Regions from separate parts of the Homo sapiens genome. Here region 2 is linked to region 1. A link is an interaction called in ENCODE POLR2A ChIA-PET data of the cell type or tissue named here. Cell type or tissue: PC-3. All regions are shown on one strand.

Evidence for each region. Peaks named below come from ENCODE experiments on the same cell type or tissue, not always from the same donor. Only the 100,000 strongest peaks of a DNase experiment are listed, where the experiment ranks them.
Region 2: POLR2A ChIA-PET joins it to region 1 with 16 read pairs; 9 of 35 experiments call an interaction of 5 or more read pairs at or near these places.

The regions. Positions count from the first base shown.
Region 1 is chr14:54,363,929-54,366,428 of GRCh38, forward strand. No RefSeq gene overlaps it. Among named protein-coding and RNA genes, the nearest start is that of CDKN3, 32 kb to the right of the region's middle. In PC-3, no CTCF peak of the experiment used is centred here; DNase peaks (open chromatin) are centred at 833 and 1,293; H3K4me3 peaks cover 1,359 bases; H3K27ac peaks cover 2,500 bases.
Region 2 is chr14:54,446,300-54,448,799 of GRCh38, forward strand. No RefSeq gene overlaps it. Among named protein-coding and RNA genes, the nearest start is that of CNIH1, 6.2 kb to the left of the region's middle. In PC-3, no CTCF peak of the experiment used is centred here; DNase peaks (open chromatin) are centred at 222 and 1,092; H3K27ac peaks cover 1,531 bases.

The DNA.
Region 1 (2,500 bases):
TCTTGAAGACAATGGCAAAGCTCATGGGAGGAAGTGGGGGATAAGCAAAAAGACAAGTGGGCACAGGACTCTAGTCAAGGCGTTTTCACTTTCCATTTGCCTATTTCATAGAGAAAGGCTTTTAACTGCCTTCTATCTAAATTGAATAAAAAGAAAGTGACAAACTTAAAAGGAAATAAGAAATGGACAAGATGATATATACTATGTAATTAAGAAGAGGGTAAGTTTATAATTATCCATTTGCTTATTTATTTTTCATCACTATTTTTTAAGACAGGGGTCTTGCTGTGTTGCCTGGGCTGGTCTTGAACTCCTGTGCTCAAGCCATCCTTCTGCCTCAGCCTCACAAGCTCGTTCACTTATTCATTCAACAGATGGTAAACAGACCAAATTCCCACCTCATTGAGCATACATTTTAGTCCTCTCCATATACAGTCATCCCTTGGTATCTCAAAGGGATTGGTTCCAAGATACCCTATCCCCACCTCTGCCACCCTCACCCCCCAGCAGATACTAAAGTGCTCAAGTCCCATAGCCGGCCCTGTAGAACCCAATGATAGGAAAAGTTGGCCCCCCATATATGTGGGTTCTGTATCCCGTGAATACTATATTTTCAATCCATGGCTGGTTGACTCTGTGGATGCAAAACCAGTGGAGACAGAGAGCCAATTGTATACCAAGACAGTCCTTGCTAAATTTCATTAAAACTGTTTGGTTTTACCAGGACCCACTGCTGTACAGGGCATGCCAAGAGATAGACTCTCTTTCTAATCCAGGGCTGTTTTCTGAAGCGCAAACAAGTGTGAATCAGCTACAGTTTGGACAGGTTGGCTAATACTCATGCAAATAAAGCTGGAAGGGCATTTCAGAAAAACAATGCCATCACTCAGTTGGAATTTCACCAGGCTTCCAGACTTAGTCTCTGAAAGAATTAGTGTTTTCTAATAATCCACCTGACAGATTATGTTCAGAATGTGATTTTCTGATTAAGGCACTAAGCACAAAACTACTTCTGGACTAAGCAGCCGCCAGACACTGCAAAATCAATGCAAGTTCCCCCAGGTGTTTGCTGCGGAAGCTGAAAGGGGCAAAGGGATGTGGCCATATCCTTTCTGGCCAAGTTTCAGGATACATAGATTTAAAGGACAGAACTGTAACCAGGATTTGGCCACCTCGGGAAGGAACGTGATGTTTGGACAACATCCTTCCCAGACTGAAAGCTGCTCAGACATGGATCGTCATTCCAGGCATTTGGCATGCTGGTTTGCACTAGCAGCCAAGTGCATAATTGCCAGGAAGTGGCCAAATCCACAGAGACACCACTCACTCCTGAATGCTGAAAAATGTTTGTAATATACGGTAATAAATGCAAGCCTGACTCACTTAATCAGATTTGAATCCCGGACTGGGGATTTCTGCACAAGAGGGAGATGTTTACTGAAATCCTGCTTTTCTCGGCTGCCATCTCCCATTCCAGGAAGAACAGAACTACTGGATGGCCTTGCCATTTCTGTTTTATATTTTTGGTCATTAATATGGATTCTTATAAGACATGGGTTCTCAACTCATTCTGAATGTACTTCAGTATGAAGTGATTAAAATAAGGCTCTTTCTCCTTATTTTAGATTATATTTAAGCAGAACTAAGTGCTGGGCACAGTGGCTCACGCCTGTAAATGCAGGCCTTTAGGAGGCCAAAGCGGGCAGATTGCCTGAGCCCAGAAGTTCAAGACCAGCCTGGGCAACATGGTGAAACCTTGTCTCTACAAAAAACACCAAAAAAAAGAAATTAGCTGTGCGTAGTGGCACGTGCCTGTGTCCCACCTACTCGGAAGACTGAGGTGGGAGGATCGCTTGAGATTGGGAGGTTGAAGCTGCAGTCAGTCATGATTGTGCCACTGCACTCCAGCCTGGATGACAGAGCAAGACCCTGTCTCAAAAAATAAATAATAAAATAAGATAAAATGAACTAAGTATTCCTGAAAGATAGAGATTTAAGAGTATCACGCCATTCTCCATTCCTGGCAAATTTAACTACCCAATCTCATCTCATTACCAAAACCAACAAGATGAGATGGGGAAAAGATGCCAGTTACACTCTCCTGTGAGAGTTGTCTGATTCAAGACCTGTCTGGGCTTGGAGCAGTTGGGTAGGTGAATAGCCCAGCTTCCGAAGCTGGCTGAACTTTCCCCTAAAATTAAGTTGGGAATCATGTTGGTTCCAAGCTGATTATCCCAGCATCCTTGACATACAGCCTTAGTTCCTCAAGTTCAGAAATCTGACTTCCCCAAAGATTAACCCAGCCCCAGTCAACTGATTGATACCAAACTCAGCAGGAAATCCTCTGAGTTCAGAAGTCAGTTCATCCATTTTCAAGTGGCAATTTCATTCTACCTGCCACAGATGAGGGAATTATCATTCAGGTTAAGTATCTCGGTGATTTATCCAAGGACACGTGGCTAATTGCTGAAATAGGACTTGAATCCGGTCTTTTGAGTTC
Region 2 (2,500 bases), 82 kb after region 1:
AATACAAAGCATCTAGTCTAAGAAAAACTTCAGATACACAGAAAAAGTTCAGATACACATCTGAGAAATTTTCCAGCACCCTCCCCAACCCCCAACTAGATAAAGCTGGTATTGAGGAAGGGAAGGGGGAGGCGCTGAGCAGTTAGGAGAACGTGACCTCAAGAAACTTGCAAGGCTCTAAGGAAACAAGCACCACCTTGCCAAACTCCAGGGAGTTGCTTGGCAGCTCAGCTCGGGGTTTCTGCCAATTGACAGCAAGCCATACTTCACCACTGATCATCCAGGTGGGAGTGAGGCTTGGCACTCTGCCCAGCACTCCTCCAGTGCCAAGGGCAGGGCAGGTGGGGGCGTAGGATGCTCAGAGACATGGTGGTAACATAAAAGGGAAAGCTCTGCATTGGTGTAAATTTATCCTCAACCAACTAACTAGTGAGGACTCCCACAAAGGGAGAATAATAGGAGAACATCTCATCCCAGTTACAAATGCCATATGCAATCCACTATGCTTTCGGATGATCTGGGCCCTTGCCTTGAATAATGAGGCACTTCCAAGAGGAAAGAACCCTGGGCACAGAAGACTATAGGTCATCAGTCCCCAGTCTTCCAGAAGATGTTTGTGTAATTGGGGAAGAAGCAATTTCACCTGGTAATTAGTGGTGGTTGTGGGTGGGCTATGGATCTAGACATGTGACTCAGACATAAGACTTGGAAAGAATAGTTATGAAGCTGGGGAAAATGGGATGCGTAACCGAAAGTGTTGGTTGCTCCCAAACCCACTCCCACTTCTTTCTTGTTGGCAGAGCTCAGAGTTTGTTCAAGGCTTTATGCCCCCTATGCCACATACTCAGAAGAGAAGCCTTTCCCAGGATTCTCTTTTTTTTTTTTTTTTTTTTGAGAAAAGGTAGCTCTGCCCCTCCAGAACAATGTGTGATTCTCAGTTATTTTCTGTATGTGGCAGAGCTGACAATGTGTTCATGTTTTTTTCTGCTCACTATGTACCTTTCCAAAACCTTGGGTTACGGCAGCATGCAAGTAGAGAGCTTCAGGCTGCCCAGCAGGATGTAGTTTCTCAATATTGGTGGCTGTGTCATCCATTCTGCCCTTTGCACTGGGAGTGCCTGTTACACAACCATGATGAAGGGAGTTAATGTACAGAAATGACTTAACAATTTCATATGTGCAAAAAAAGTCACTTTGTTTTGTTTTGTTTTTGTTTTTGGAGACAGTCTCGCTCTATTCCCCAGGCTGGAGTGCAGTGGCACGATCTCTGCTCACTGCAACCTCCGCCTCCCACGTTCAAGCAATTCTCCCGCCTCAGCCTCCTGAGTAGCTGGGATTTCAGGCACCCGCCACCATGCCCGGTTAATTTATTTATTTATTTATTTACTGAGACGGAGTCTCACTCTGTCCCCCAGGCTGGAGTACAGTGGTGTGATCTTGGCTCACTGCAACCTCCGCCTCCCAGGTTCAAGCAATTCTCCTGCCTCGGCCTCCCGAGTAGCTGGGATTACAGGTGCATGGCATCAGGCCTGGCTAATTTTATTGTATTTTTAGTAGAGACAGGGTTTCACCATGCTGGCTAGGCTGGTCTTGAACTCCTGACCTCAGGTGATCCACCTGCCTCAGCCTCCTGAAGTGCTGGGATTACAGGCGTGAGCCACCACGCCAGGGCTATTGTTCTTAATTTGTATGTGTCTTTCATAAGCCGCATAGTTTAAAGATGGTGAAATGCACAGATCTTAAGTGTATAATTCAAGGAGTTTCAATACACATATACACCTACGTAACCTCCCTCCTAAAGACAGAGAACATTTCCATCACCCCACAAAGTTCTCTCATGACCTACCCCCTAGGCAACAATTGTTCTGCTTTCTAGTACCATGGATGAGTTTTACGGGTCCTTCAACTTCACTAAATGGAATCATATGATATGTATTCTTGGTGTCTGCTTTGTTTTGGCTCAGCATAATCTTTTGGGGTTTTCTCTTCAAAATTCATCCATATTGCTGCATGTATCAGCAGTTCATTCACTTTTTAAAAATCAACTTTATTAAGGTATAATTTACAGAAAATAATATTTACCCATTTTAAGGGCACAGTCAATGAGTGTATGGAAAATTATACACTCACCCACCCACAATCAAAATGTTCAACATTTACAATACCCAAAAAATTTCCACCATGGTGCTTCCTAACCCACAGCCAAGGCAACCACTCATCTGCTTTCTGGCATTATAGATTAGATTGGTCTTTTCTAGACCATCATATCATTGAAATTATATAGTATGTACTCTTGTCTGGCTTCTTTCATTCAGCATATTTCTGAAATTCACCCATCTTGTGTTTTCACAGGGTTTTTTTTCATTGCTCTGTAACATTCCACTGTATGAATATATCACAATTTGTTTATCTGTTCTCCTATTTATGGACATCTGGGCTATTTTTAATCTGGAGCTATTATAGACAAATCTGTAACATACATTCTTGTACATGTCTTTTT